Linked DNA regions of Mus musculus: region 2 is linked to region 1. A link is a loop called in an ENCODE intact Hi-C map of the cell type or tissue named here. Cell type or tissue: gastrocnemius. All regions are shown on one strand.

What was found. Peaks named below come from ENCODE experiments on the same cell type or tissue, not always from the same donor. Only the 100,000 strongest peaks of a DNase experiment are listed, where the experiment ranks them.
Region 2: a loop joins it to region 1, with 2.0 times the contacts of the local background. A loop is called at or near these places in 2 of 42 quality-filtered maps.

The regions. Positions count from the first base shown.
Region 1 is chr9:72,311,406-72,319,405 of GRCm38, reverse strand. Zfp280d (zinc finger protein 280D) reads right to left here. Exons shown (of 22, transcript NM_146224.5): 8 at 7,158-7,328; 9 at 6,646-6,755; 10 at 91-314. Among named protein-coding and RNA genes, the nearest start is that of Zfp280d, 41 kb to the right of the region's middle. In gastrocnemius, no CTCF peak of the experiment used is centred here; no DNase peak of the experiment used is centred here.
Region 2 is chr9:71,873,243-71,881,242 of GRCm38, reverse strand. It overlaps Tcf12 (transcription factor 12), which reads left to right. Exons shown (of 21, transcript NM_011544.3): 13 at 5,176-5,254. Among named protein-coding and RNA genes, the nearest start is that of Cgnl1, 110 kb to the right of the region's middle. In gastrocnemius, a CTCF peak has its summit at 4,760 (motif pointing left); no DNase peak of the experiment used is centred here.

The DNA.
Region 1 (8,000 bases):
CTAGAATGACAAGAGTGCATGAGAAAGACAACAGTGGTTACATCTCTGGTATTCCCACTTTCATTGAAATAAAAATATATATTTACATACCTAATATTATTTTTGAGAACTTTTAAGCAACTGAAGCACTTAAAGGTTGTATGAGTCTTCTGTTCTTCCAGGACGTCTCCTTCATGTTTTCCGTAATAAAAGTCATTAACTAACATTATCAATTTTCCTTTCTCTGATTCAAGAGTCTTAGCTTCATTTGCTGAATTTAAATTGTCTGCTTTAGTCAATCCCAAAAAGTTATTTATCATGTCTGGACAACAATACTAAAAGAGAATGAAAAAAATGGCTTATTTATTACAAAATAACAGCAAAAACAATTATGTTTTCAACTACGGCCAAACCATGTATAACTATGCTTGATAAGATATCTGGAAGAATAGTGAAAGCCTATGGTGGATATTCTAACAAGTTTAGAAAAGTAGACTTTTTAAAAGTAGACTATTTATCTGTTTAGTGTATGTGTTCTGTATGGGTGTGAATGCCATAGTGCACTTGTGGAGGTCAGAGGACAACCTGCGGACGTCGGCTCTTTCCTTCCACCACGTGGGTTCCAGGGATTGAACTCAAGTCGTCAGGTTTGGCGGCAAGCACCTTTAACAGCTGAGCCATCTCGCCAGCCCATAAACATTATCTTAACAAAACAAAAATTTAAAAAGAGATGAAAAAAGCCTTAAGACTAGGATTTGACTATTTAAACTTTTCCCATGCAATTTACCTGCTTAGATACATGTTTAATAGTCATTTGTATCGTAACCAAAAATCATTCATTTCATTACCATGTCAACAGTACAGCAGGTGAATGTTACATCCTTTGATGTATCAGGTAAATGAAAACTTCCTAAGTTGGTTAAAACTAGATTTTTACACAGCTAAAACTGCCATGCTCTAGATTCATAGAACTAAAAAATTATTGGGACATGGAGACAAATGCAGCTAGTATATCGTGGAATCCTGAATGCTAAAAATATTTGAAGAAGACAATTACTTCTCAGTAATAAAAGTAAAGTCACAAAAGCTGATTGCGATATGAAACTTTCCATACGAGCTTTCTAAAATCAAGATATAGCTAATTTTATTTATTATACATAATGTTTAGTTGTAGAATTTTTTAAATGAGTTTTTCTTTGAGGGCAAACCTAAAAAAAAAACCTGTATTAGAAAATCTGTAATAATTCATTAAATGGTAATTCCTAGCACTGCTTCAGACCACCTAAACTGCAATTTTTACAAGTGAAGGCTTAAAACAAGAAACACAGGAAATTCTTTCATAACATAAGCGCTTTAGTGTGCTAAATCAGGATTTGTAATGGAACACAATTATTCCATGCTATGATTATAACATCCACTTCCTCTTCTGCCACATGTGACTCTTTGGATCATTATCATTCATGAAACACTCAGTATAATGTGAGGAGCTCAGCCTGTGATCTACAACATCTTCTGCAAGGTTATAATAGTACAGCTACTTCATTTCACTGTCAGTTTTATCTTTACATTGTGTGTGTTACTGTGTATGTGCTTGTACATATGCATATGCACATTTATGTAAATGCAGGTGTGTACATATGGGTATGAGCACATGTACATGCACATGTATACATATATGGAGGCCAGATGACATGCTTTAGTCAATCCCAAAAAAGTTATTTACCATGTCTGGACAACAACATTAGAAGAGAATGAACCTTAGTGTCATTCCTCAAGAACCATCCAGCTAGCTTGGATCAACAGGCATGAACCACCACATGGACCTTTTAAAATATGGGTTCTAGAGATTCAAATACTTTTGAAAGGAACTGATCGCCAGAATTATCTTTTCAATTTCTAAATCCACAAATGCAAAAACAAAAACAACCAACCAGCCAACCAAACAACAACAACAACAACAACAAAACAAAACCACATTTAAAATATATCTATGAAGTAGGAAAAATACTGAATAAAACTGATTCACAAGAGAGGAACTAACTTATATTTACAAGTTGAGGTTGCACCAATAAGTGTATTTGCTGAGAATAGTGGCTCACATCTTTAATCTCAGCACGGAGAGGCAGAGAGGCAGAGAGCAGAGCCACTTGGATCCCTATGAGTTTAAGGCCAGCCTGGTCTACACAGTAAGTTCCAGGTCAGCCATGGCTACATAGTGAAGTCTTGTCTTGAAGGAAAGAAAAGAGAAAAAAAAGTAAGTATATTAGTATCCTAATAAGATGATCTTTTCCCCTTGGGTAGAATAGAACCACAACCAAAATAAAAATAATAAATAAATAAATAAATAAATAAATAAATTAAATAAAAGAGAGGTAAGAAAAGGCTTTGTTACTTATGTTTCTGTATTTTCTTTCTTAGAGACAGAGCTGATTTGCTAAATCTGCCCTTGAACTCAGACTTTTGCCTGAGTCTTTGGATAAAAGGCCCAGCCTTATTTCTGGATTTTTCATGAGGTACATGTAACATCTATGAATTCAAAATTAAAAAAAAAAAAAATCAAGCTATTTCTAAAGACTTTTTATAAGACTAATAGAAATAATGCTACTTTTAATTTTAAGGAAATGAGGCATTGTGTGGAATAAGCTACTATACTACACTATGGAAAATCACTCAGGAGCTGTGGCTGCAATTCAGTGGTAGAGCACTGGCCCAGCAAGCAAATGGCCCTGGATTAAAGTGTTAAGAGGGAGACCAGAAGAAAGAAATTACTTAAAGTATATGTATGAAGTATGTATAATAATGGTTATTATATTAACAAAGTACTAACCTTATTTAAAACCCTCCTAAGGGGGTGGGGGGAATGACAAAAGTCTCAGGAAAATTAGAATTTAAAAATTCTTTAATTCAGTCTTCCAATTAATAATGGTCACTATTGATGGTATACCCTAAATGTTAGATCTGGCTTTCAGGAGAAGCCACTCCATGTGATTCTTGGTATGTGATTCTTTTCTGAAGCTATAAAATGACCCATGGAAGAGTAAGGTGTAAATTTCTACTTTACTATTTATAAAAGATAATGGTTTCACAAAGATGCTCATAAATTATATACATAACAAATGAGCAACTAATTACTGTTTTATTTTCTTTCATACACAAAAAAGACAGGATCAGAGTTTTAAAAGTAGCACAAAATTCTTGTTCATAATACCTCTTCAATAATATTTTAGATTTAGATCCTTAATAAAAACAGATAAAGAACAAATGGTCAATAAAAACCAAGTACAGTAAACAGAGTAAGGAATTGCTTTTGAGGAAAGTCAAAATATCCTGAAACATTCAAAATGCAAAAAGTACAACTTGAGAAACAAGGACTAAGTTTAGAATTAGGTTTTAAACAAACTTGTTTATTTATTATATGTAAGTACACTGTAGTTGGCTTCAGACACCCCAGAAGAGGGCGTCAGATCTCATTATAGATGGTTGTGAGCCACCATGTGGTTGCTGGGATTTGAACTCAGGAAGAGCAGTCAGTGCTCTTAACCGCTGAGTCATCTCACCAGCCCCCTGAATTAGGTTTTATATAAAGATAATAAGCTACACAGGGCACAACTACATAGGACTCAAAATCAACTGAAAAACTTTGTTGGGACATATAACCATTTTGGCTCTAAGGTCTGTTCTGTAATCCTTCACTTCAGTCTTAATTTTATGAGATAGCCATTTGTACCTAGTGAATATTTCAGTATTGTGGTCTGTAGTCTGTCTGACAAGTTATCAGACACCGTCTATACTTCATTCTTATCAATCTAGTTTAAGTTCCTGTAATTTAAATTCTTATTAAAAATGTATTTTTATTTCATGTGTGTGTGTTGCCTATATTTATGTATGTGCACATGTGTGTAGTAGTTCCCTGGAGGCCAGATTAGAGTGTAAGGCTACCCCTGGAACTGGAGTTACACACAGCTATGAGCAGCCATGTAAGTGGCAGGAACAAGATCCAGGTCTTCTGAAAGAGAAATCAAGTGCTTTAGCCACTTAACTATCTCTCAGGCTCCTAAATCTTTTGGGGGAGTGGAGCTGAGAATTTGCATTTTCATAAAAATGAAGTTTAACATGATGTGACTCATGTTTACATTGGGTAATGATCAAAAATCAGTAATTATTATATCCATTATCTTAAGTTTTATCCTTTATTAGTACATTCAAAAAGCCTTTCCTTTTTTTGATATACAATGTGTTCTTTTGATTATATTCATCCTATAGTGTTGTGCTCCTATAGAATATAAGGAACCTACCTCCTATCTATAATTCAGTACTAACTGTTAACCTCTCCACATCTTCCTTAACCTCCTTAGCCTCAAGTAAACTACTTCACCTTCTGAGATGTTTTTTTAGATCATGTAGTATTTGCCTTTCTGTGACTGAAAAATTGCCCCAAGACTTTGAACTTACCCTTCCTAGATTTGATGATGTATATATCCACTATGAAACAAGGAATATATAGGAGAACAAAATATATACATTCATAAAATATGAATTATGTTGCTTTTATGAAATGCTATAGTATTCTAATATTTGAATGTTACATGATAACCTTTATAATTTCCAATAAAAGTAATCATAAATAATGCTTTTTAAATATTTGTAAAAACCTTTTAGGATGGAGGTCTCCAATTTCTTCAAATACAGAAATGTTTTGGTTAATGTTTTTTAAAAAGCCAGCTGAGCAAGCCATGGGAGGCAAACCAGGAAGCAGCATTTCTTTTCATGGTCTCTGCTTTAGTTCCTGCCTCCAGGTTCCTCCCTTGAGTTCCTGCACTGATTTTACTTCATGATGGACTGACTGTAAGCTGACATAAAACATTTCTTTTCTTTCTACACCTCTTTGGTTATAATGTTTTTATCACAGGAAAAGATAGTTAATTAGGCCAAGAAGATAACACAGTATGATACAATTTGTACTTGAAATAGAGGGAAAATAAGAACATTCACATTTATCTGTAAACGCACACACACATACACGCACATACACACAACAACAATAAAACAAACCTAGAGTATATAAAGCAAACTAATATGAAGTTATTCTTTTTGAGAGCCACCTTATAAACTAGACAGGTATGAGTCGGGCCAGCCTCCTCAGTTGCGTCCCTGTGTAGGCTTGAGTCACATGATTTTATTACTTAGTCAAAAAGATGAGTAAGAATAACTAATGTACTTCTTTTTTTCTCTCTGTCTCTAATATCAAACAAATAGTGTCATAAGTCTTATCAAACATTACAAAGAAGGTGAAATCAGTTGGACAAGATAATTTTCCTGTATGATCAAAGCACAGAGTTCAGTCCTTAATGCTACACTGTGGGAGCTGGAAGTACTATAAATCAAACGCAATTCTGAATAAAGATGTGTTTATAATTTTTAAGTTATTTTTCTATCTTATTTGTCTATAGCTCTTCATAAGAATGGGTTTCCCGATGCCATCTTCACCCCCATAGATGATATATTTTGATCATACTCAACCCTCATTACCCCTTCTTGTCCCTGTTCCTACTTCCCTGCTCCCAGGAAGTCTTCCTCCTGTCTTCAGCTGTCTTTCTCCATTTTTTTTTCAATAAGTTTGACTAGGATTACTTTTACGAGTGAAGGGTTATTTACAGGAGTATGGGCAACTTGACCAGTAACTATATCACTGAAAAGAATGTCTACCTTTCTCCATCAACTGCCAGTCAGTTCGTTCTGCTTTTTTTTTTTTTTTGGTTTTTCGAGACAGGGTTTCTCTGTGTAGCCCTGGCTGTCCTGGAACTCACTCTGTAGACCAGGCTGGCCTCGAACTCAGAAATCCGCCTGCCTCTGCCTCCCGAATGCTGGGATCAAAGGCGTGCGCCACCACGCCCGGCTCATTCTGCTTTTATTTGTTTTTAAAAATGATGAATTAAAAATTGTAAGTTTCTGAAACAGCAAGGACTCTTCCTGTACTACCTCATTGCTTCTTAATCCTTTTGTACTCTATACGCAGTGCTGTTTTTATCTCCCCTGCCTCCTTCCTGTCATTGGTAGTAGGAACAAGGAGATTACAGAACATTTCTATAAAGGCACAGGAAAGCACAATAAAAGCTAATATTTGAAGAAAAGTGTTACCTAAACTTCATACTTCACACATACTTTGAAATTTTCTTCAAATCTAAATCAAAAAGCTTCCTACCTCAATAAAAACTTTACACAAATGTATGCTTATGCAAACTATTCTGGATTTATCAAAACAATTATTTTACATGAAAAGCATGAACATTTGAAGTTAATGTCTGAATACTGACAATATGTATGATTTATTTTCATTATCTAATGTGGAATACATATTTGCATATATAAGCTATAGAATTTTAAGTTATAAAAAGATTGAAATCACAGTAAAACGTTTTACAAATAGGAATATGATTTAATCAATATTATTGTGTTTAAAATCAGAATACAATAAACATATATTGTAAATATATGAACTAAGGAATTTTACGTAGAGTGATTTTGAATATAAATTTTTACCTAAGGTCTATGGATATACCTAGTATGAGAAGATTTCATTCCTAACTTACTTATTTACTATATATCAGTCATTACTATTTTTAAGGATTTTCAAGCTTTCAAAATTAGATTTTGGAAAAGATTTACCGTCATGTGATTTTTTAGAGGATCCAAAAGATTGAAGTGAATATCACACTTGGGACATGCTCTTGGAAAAGTTGTTCCATTTTTAGATTGACTTGATGAACAATTTGCACCTAAAATAAATTCAGATCAACTATGAAATAAAATGCATCATTTTCAGGGTTTTTTGCTTGTTGCTTTTTACAAATTATTTTTAATTATTTATTACTAGGTGCACACACATGTATGCAAAATATAACATTTGTATTGGTGCCCATGGGTGCCAGAGGAGAATGTCAGGTCCCCTGAGCTGGACTTAGCTGTTGGTTGAGAGCCACTCTCTGTGGGTGCTAGGAATCAAACACAGGTTCTCTGAAAAAGTTTTAAGTGTTCTTAGCCAATAATCCATCTCTCCAGCCCCCAAATTTAGCACTTTTTAACTTAAATAACCACTATTAGTTTCTTAATTTGTAACCATTTGCAAAACTTATCTTTAAATACTACAGAATTTCTTTTTTGTAGGCTAGTGTTTTTACCTTGCGATGGCACCACTTGGAGAGATATCACTGATGGGGACTTTTCTGAAGAGATTACAGAAGAGGCATCTATTCCAGAAGTATTTTCACTGGGTTTAGGCTTTTTTGGGTTAACACTGCTTATGTCAGAACCAGAAGGACGTTTTGATAAAAATGAAGTTTCATTCAAACCTAAAATGGTTTAAACAGTGGGGGAAAGATTTTAGAAATATTATAAAAATACTACTCATAAACAGTTAAGTCTAAATATGTGGGAACTAAAATATATGACATAATTGAACTATGCTATGTCAATGATAGAAATCATTGCTGGGCGTGGTGGCACACACCATTAGTCCCAGTGTTTATGAGGCAGAGACAGGCAGAAAGATCTGTGAATCTGAGGCCAACCTGGTCTATCTAACCAGTTCCAAGCCAGCAAGGCAAAGCTACATAGTAAGACCCTGTCTCAAACAAAACTAAGGAACTAAATGTTAAAAATTTAGAGAGTATAAGGAAATAGCATAAACACTATTAGGGACTGCATTTATTTAATCAATTTGTGAAATTATCTTTCTATGCAAGAAATTCTCAGTGTGGCTTGAAAAAAACAACAACAAAATTGAAGATATTCTGAAGTCCTAAAACCAATTATCTTCAGATGCTGAAGTATATTCTAGTTTTAATACATATATGCACACATGCACAATAATCTGTTCCAAACACGTATAAATCCTTTAAATTTCTTTCTTTTTTTCCCCTTCAAGACAGTTTCTCAGTGCAGCTCTGAGTGTCCTGGAACTCATTCTATAGACCAGGATGGCCATGAACTCCAGAGATATGCCTGCCTCTCTACCTCTTGAG
Region 2 (8,000 bases), 440 kb after region 1:
TGTCATGCCATGTTGAGCCTGCTCATCTTAGAAGATCCAACAGCAGATAGTTCATGCACATGTAAAGGAACAAGTAGCATTTGACTACTAATATTAAGGAAATTTTAAAAATAAAACCTCCATTTGGGAGTTATTTTGTTTTTCTGAGAAAAATATATGTAAAAAAACTATGGTATAAACACACAGAACTTTGTAATGTTCTCAGTGGTCTTTCAAGCTTCCTTTAGTTACTCTGGCATCCTTGATTTTCCTTCCATATTATGAACAGCATGCTAGAGAAACTAGGATGGCATTTGGAGAAAAAAGTCCAGATTTACTATGAGTGGAGGCCAGGAAGAAATGTTTAATCTAGCTAGTGGGTGGGCTTTGGTTGTCATGGAAACTCATCTCTGTCATCCTGTGTTGTTACTAAGCGGGAACAGCCAGGTCATTCCATAAATCATTTCTGTCATAGTTGAGAGTGATACATTCCATCTGGTCCATCACTGCAGACCCTCATGTGCACACTTCCTGTCCCTTCAGCCTCCCCCTACTTCTCCAACAGCATTGTTTCTTCAGCTTTCCTTACAGACTCACATTCACATTAATAATGTTTAGTTTTTAAAATATACTAAAAAACAAAAACAGTAATTGGAAGAATTAGGAGAAATGAGAGAAAGAAACTTAGGGAGGATTACATGTGCGAATCTGAATGCATATCAGAATTTTATGTTAAGTATTACAAATGGTTAGAATGTGGTGTCTCTAATATAATAATAGCATCTATTTTTGATGGGAAAATACCACTGTTGTCATTAGAAGTTAATTCTAGTTCCCTAGTTGCTTTAGAAGGTCTTTCATGTGTGAAACACCAGAGGGTACAACCTTTGTTCTTCAGTTTAGGTTTTAAAGAACACGCAGAATGCTGCGTGATTAAACATGTAAGGCCAGATAATGCGTTTGCAAAGGTTCTTTTATTTTAGGTTTAAGCCTGGATAATTGTGGTCTTAATCTCAGGATAGCAAGAAAGAGAATTGTACATGAAGGTATTTACACAAAGTCCCCAAAGCCCTATGGATTGTGCACTAGTTTAGATAATAGACGTGGGTAGATAGAAGGAAAGGAAAAATCTGTGTGTCCCTGAACATTTGCCAGACAATCACCCTTTAAGACTGTGCCCATGGAGAGTTATATGCAGGAAGAAACATCTGGTTTATTTCAGGGCCTAATACCATATCAAAACATTCAGTCTTTAATTTAGAAGAGATCAAACGAGAAGACTGTTTAACTTTGTTGATTATATCAGACTTCTTTGTGATAATTTATGTTTTGATTTCTATGAGCCAGGGAGGGAAGAAGAGAGGGAGAATGTGTGCGTTTTAATCTAGATAGTTAAATGGTCAGTAGTCCCTAACAAAAGAAAAGAAAATCCAGGGAAGTTGATGTTTAGAAGTAATTCATGAAATAAGTTTCTTTGTTCCTTAGACTCAATAACATTAGCATAATAAAGATTAACTGAAATGTCCAAAAGCTTCAGTGTTTAAAACCTTGGACTCTGCCTTCCAGGGTTGGGCCTGGAGCTCTCCATTGTTTCTGTTTGTCTGAAGCTCCTTTCATTAGCCTCTGGCTTTATTGGCACCCTACTGATTGGAATAGACCATGACTGATAGGAGGAGGAGCCTCATTTGTTGCAGTAAAATGAGGAATATTACCGTTTAAGTCTGGCAGAAGGTACTGGGAGTTATTCATCATTGGCCATTTAACTATGAGTGCCTGTGGGCTGCATGTAAAATGAGCTCTGACTTTGTTCCTGCCCCAAACTCTAGCCACTACCACCTCCGTTTTTAACGTGACTTTTTTCTTCCTTAAACACCAATATTCAATAAACACTAATTTTTCTTCCTTAAACACCAGAAAATAGAGAGAAAAATCTTCATTTAGAATGGTCTTTGCCAAAAAAGTCTGATATTTAGGATTTCTAAAGAAATCACGATTTTTATGAAATAATGTGATTCAGTTGTTTTGGTGATGGAATGAGCCTGCAGAGATACAGGCTGGTGAAGTGATCTGCCATCAGAAAGGCTTCTGTGTACCGGTATTGCTCTGCCACTCTTCCTCCCACATATGTCCTCTCTTTATGAGAGTAAGAAGTATAAACTCTGCTTTCTTCCACATAAAGGAACTCTAACCAGCATTTGACATACTTAGGGATTGCTTCATTGGAAGGGCAGAGCTGAAGAATTGGCAGTCCATTCACGCCCTAGAAAGCCTGTGCCTACCTAAGTGTGAGATACACATAGCCTAGAACATTAACATTAATTCTCAGCAATCATAGAACCTCAAGACATAATTGTTCTCAAAGTTTATGCCATTTTGTAGATTTGGAGTGAAGTCTATAACAAGCTCTTTCATTTTCTTGTTTCTGTTTTTTGATCCCCATTAACTAAATACTAAGGTAAAAATCTGTTATTTAAAGAATCTTTTTACTGATAATTATTATAGCAAATTTCACATGCAGTTTATCACTTATTAAAGTCCCAACACCGGGAAAACAAACAAATGGATGCCCAGGGCTTGGCCAGCTAGAGAGTCAGGCCAGTGAGAGATCCTGTCTCAAAAATAGGGTGGACAACTCCTAGGGAACAACGCCTGAGATTGTCCTCTGGCCTCCACACACATGCATACACAGATTTAAAACAGTGTGAAAATGATGCATATTTATCCCAGAAACTGAGAATTGTGAATACTGGTGTGTAGAGAGAGAAAGGGGGGGCAAAGAAAAGGGGGAGCACAGCCAAAATAAAGAAGAGAAGAGGAAAGAAAGCAGAGTAGTGACTCAGAGTTGAGATGTGACCTACTCAGCCTGTCAAGTGATGAAGCCAGCAGCCAGTGTGAGGCAGGGGACAGTGAGAGTCGGTTCAGGAGTCATTCACCAGGGTCTGTAAACATAGGAAGGTCATAACCAGGCTTAAACTGCTAGTAACTAGAGAAGAAAAGGGGACTGAGGACTCTGAAACCTTTAAGGGAACTGGAGAGTAGGAGCGATGGGACATAGGTAAGCCTGAGGCCTAGAACTCATTCCAGTAGAAATTCCTAGCACAGGCTCTTCATTTCTACCATTGCAAGTCATTATTAGCACAGTAGTGACTAGGCAAGTCTTTGAGAGTAGGAGACACAAGCACAAAGAGGGCAGGCTGCCATGGAGGGTGATTCCCCAACGCTTTCACAGTTGATTCTCACAGTGAGGAGTAATGGCAGGCAGGCAGTGCAGACTAATCCGTGAGTGTGGTTGGTTTTGTGACTGTTTTCTCACTTATCTGCACCTCCCTCATCAATGCTGTATTATATACTTAATGAATGAGCACTAGTTGCTCATAAAAGGTACATTTGATTCCTGAAGATAAGAAACAGTGATTGACAACTATAAAGATGTTGAGACATGTTTGTAAAAGTTTTAGTGTCCTTTGAGAGAAAGCTTAATTTTCACAATATACATTTCTTGGGGCTAAAACAGACAAGTAACTTTTTAAAGGACGAAGGGGTAACTATTATGTTTTCTTTGGTTAGCTTTTTAGAAAGGAGAACTTAGAAAACTTTTTTCAAAGGTACACAAACACCCATACCCACTCCCCTCCCCTCCCATTCTCTCCAATCCTCCTCTCTACCTCACTTCCAGACGGTTTCCTGGCTGCCCTATCCGGAACTTGATTAACTCTGTAGTCCAGGCTGGCCTCAAACTCAAAGATTCATCTGCCTCTGCCTCCCAAGTTCTGGAATTAAAAGCCTGTGCTACCACTGCCCATCTTTTCAAAGACTTTTTGTTTGGTGGTTTTAAGTTTGGGGTATGCTTTTTGTTTGTGGTTTTTTGGGGGCGCAAGGGTGGGGCCTGTGTACTGGAGGAGGTGGGATCGTTTAAAACAGGGTCTCCATTGGTAGCCTTGGCTGTCCTGGAATTTGATATACAGACCATACTGGCCTTGAAATCACAGAGATCCACCTGCCTCTGCCTCCCAAGTACTAAGATTTAAGTTGTGCAGTACTTTGCCAGACTTAATGTGTAAAGGCCAGGCTTGTCAGGCCATATCTACAACTCCAGAACTTGCAGGCTAGGTCAAAAGGATCACAAATTCAAGGTCTCTCTGAGCCTATCAGGATCCTAATTACTAACATAGAACAAAACAACCTAAAAGACCCCACCTTTTTAAAAATATTTTTGTGAGATTATTGTTTTTATATTACTTCGATAATACATTCTTTAAATATGGTCTACTTTTCAGGTATTTTATCTTTATAATAGATTGTTTTATTTTGAGGTAAAGACTCACCTCAGTATGAGCAAACCTGGCACTGAATATGTAGCCCAGATTGGCCTTAAAGTTACAGTCTCACCTCTGCCTTCCAAGTACTAGTCACAGGTGTGGGGACAACTCTATGGCTTATAGCTTATAGCTTGCTGTTTAGCCCAGGCTGGCTTTGAACTTGTGATCCTTCTCCCTCTGCCTCCCAAGTGTTGGTGCTTGCAGAGGTGCAGCCATATTCAACCTCACATCTTGATTTTCTGCTGATAATTAGAAACTTTCCAACCACAATAATTTAAAAAATTAGGTATCTTTGTCTTTTAAAAAACAATAACAACAACAAAAATCAAAAAAACAAAAATAAAGAAATAGGGCTGGAGAGATGGCTCATTGGTTAAGAGCACTGATTGCTCTTCCAGAGGCCCTGAGTTCAGTTCCCAGCAACCACATGGTGGCTCACAATGGGATCTGGTGCCCTCTTCTGGTGTGTCTGAAGAGAGCGACAGTGTACTCATGAATTAAAAAAAAGAAACAAACAAAACCAAACAAAAACAACTGTGTTTGGCCACATAACAAGCCTGAGGACAGCATGTATTATTTGAGTCCCTGTCTCAAAAAGAAAAAAGGAAAAAAAATGACAATTCAAATTAAAATTGGGGGGGGGGGGATAGATACCTGTTATTCCTTTCACATTTGAAATTATGTAATTTTTTTGTCCTAGTTTAAAAACTGAAGCTCCTTAGGTCTCTAATTACAAAACAGTGTACGGTTTGATGAAAGGGTTGTCACTGTGAGCCTTGGGTAGTATGGCTGAGATCACAGAACAGCGCCATGAACAGGTTTGTGGTTTTGCTGCTATTATATTCTGATGCATATATATCTCTTATTTTCTGGTTAGATTTATTCCCCTGACCACACAAGCAGTAGTTTTCCATCAAACCCATCAACACCAGTGGGATCTCCTTCACCTCTCACAGGTGGGTTTCTCTGTTATTCATAATATGTGTAAATCTTCTACTTGGAGTCTCTGAGTCAACAAAATTTCAATTAAATCCTATTTAAATTATGAAAATATTCTGACTTTGCTATACGTTGAAGAAATATTGAATTATTTATGTGTATCTTCCTAGGTTTTTAAATAATGTGATGGTTTCCAATAACAATTGTAGCTGGATGGTGGTGACACATGCCTTTAATCCCAGGCAGAGGCAGACAGATCTCTTGAGTTCGAGGCTAATCCTGGTTCCAAGACAGCCAGGTCTACACTGATAAACCCTGACTAAAAACAAACAAAAGCCTTTGACTACTAGGCTTTTCACCTTTTTTATATGAAAACTTACCAGGGGATGATAATGCTGGGTGAGCAGCATTGGCGGGGCTGCTTAAGTGGTTCACTTTGTTTTCCTTTCTCCTGATTTTTGTTTTGTTTTGTTTTGTTTGAGACAGGGTTTCTCTGTGTGACTCTGGCTGTCCTGGAACTCAATTTGTAGGCCAGGCTGGCCTCGAACTCAGAAATCTGCCTGCCTCTGCCTCCCAAGTGCTAAGATTAAAGGCGTGCACCACCACCACCCGGCCCTTTCTCCTGATTCTTAACATTAATTTTGATAAGTTCTAGAACTATCCTATGGGATGAATTTTTTGAGATACTATAATTATAAGTGATAATATTTATTAGGATTAAGTAAAATAATGTGAAAATATCTTTCAAACAATAATCTTAAAACGTTACCCATATTTTTCTAAGCAACTTTGGAGGGGTTGGACTTGCTGGAGAAAAATGTTTTGAAAAAGAGGTGTTACTGGACAAGTGAACTGGCTCACTACATCCCTGCCTCACCAGTCAGCCTCAGCAGCAGCTCTGCGTTCCCAGTCTGGCCTCAGTTACATCCAGCCTTATGCTGGGCTTCTTAAAGTCACAGCTTTTGCTGTCACCTGTGCTTTGTGTCAGCCACATTCCAGGGTGGACATGTTGAGCTGCAGCAGCTGCTTCAGGCTAGTAGCAGTCTGTGCCACTTTTTCAGACATCATGGCTTCAGCTGTCTAGTAAATGCTAAGCAGCTGTTGCCCACATAGGCAAGATGATGAAAGACCCATTGACTTAGAGTTGTGTAACGGGGCTGAAGTTACAGAGAGAATGATGGAACTTAGCCCTGCTCACTATCTTGGCACTGTTTTACCAAAATTCTCAGCATAATTTTTGCCACAGCCCGTTTTTACACTTTGTTATATGACTTGTCTGCCTTTACTGTACTTACTAATCATGGGAGAGGAGCTGGGAGCTCAGCCTCTAAGAAGGCATGGGTGAAACTGAGAATGGTTACGTCAAGTCTGAGGCCTCCTCCATTGGTGAGGCTTAGCTGATGATACTCTTTCCTGTAACTCAGGTAACTAATCAAAATGTAGACTGCTGATTGTATGGTGGTGAGCCTCCTTTGAATTCAGCAGTCCTAGAGAACCTTTTGCACGTGATGCTGTTGAAACACCAAATTAGAGTATTTATAAAGGCACATCTCCTGCTTCTCTGTCTAGTGTGCTTGTCTCTACTTCCGTTGTTTACGAGAACACCCACACCATGAAAGAACAGAGACAGGGTGAGAGGAAAAGCTCTAGATTATAAACATTCAAAGTCAAAAGAAAAGGAAACAGCAAACCAGCACTCCTGCTGTGGAGATTGCTTTGTATCTTATATGGCCTTGATCTGTTATCTGGAATGAGTAGGTTATCCCCAGTTAGCCCTGTTTCCTGTGTTCAACCAACAGTCAGATTCACCACAGGATCTGTGAGCATAGACCCACAGGCAACAGATTCCCACAGGCAGCTTCATGGTTGTCATTCTTGAATAAATACACCTTATCTTCCTCCAGAGCTTTCCAAACAAGAAGCATGCATTTTTATGTATTTTTATGAGGGAGCCTCTGAGACACTGTACTAATGACTGGGCTGGAAGTCGTGATATAGACCAAAATGACCTTCACCTCTGCCTGCCTCTGCCTCCCAGGTGCTGGGCTTAAAGGCCTGTGAGCATTTGTTCTTAAGTCAAGAAGCCCATAGCAGGATCGCTAGAAATCTGCATATCAGAGTTCCTGCTTTGTCTTCTAGCAGATCCTTCTGACAGCTTTGAGACACCACAAACAGTATCCAGTAGACGAAAAGACCTTTTTTTTTTAACCCTGTCTTTTAAGAAATCTTTTCCAGAAACCTCTCCTATAGACTTAACCTCATGTTTCATTGGCCATCACGGGGCCTGCCTCAGTTGCCTGCATCTGCAATAGAACTGACATGTTTATCTTAGGTGTTAGGATTTATTCAGAGTTAGGATAGAATTATTCTGTGCCATTCAGACAGAACAGGCCTACCCTTCAGCCCTTGAACAGACTTAGTACTTTGGCAACAAGGTGAAAGGGAAATGGCTATGCCTGCTACAGTTCGGAAGTGGCACAACATTTATGTTAGGCGAATATGTTCGGTATGGGAGCTTGGGAGGCAGGCAAGCAGAACATTCCTTGACTTTCTTTACCTTCATATGGAATTTAGGTGGGGAATGTCTGTAATGTTAGAACCTTGTACCAGTCCTCAGAACCTCATACTAAAAGTTGAGTCTAAGTTTATGTTAGTTTAATCAAAACATTATGTTGTGTACATCGTCTATGAGCATGCCCAGTGTAAAATACTCGCCTTACTTGAGCAAGTTTCCAGTCGAGATGAGAAAATACAATGAAAATA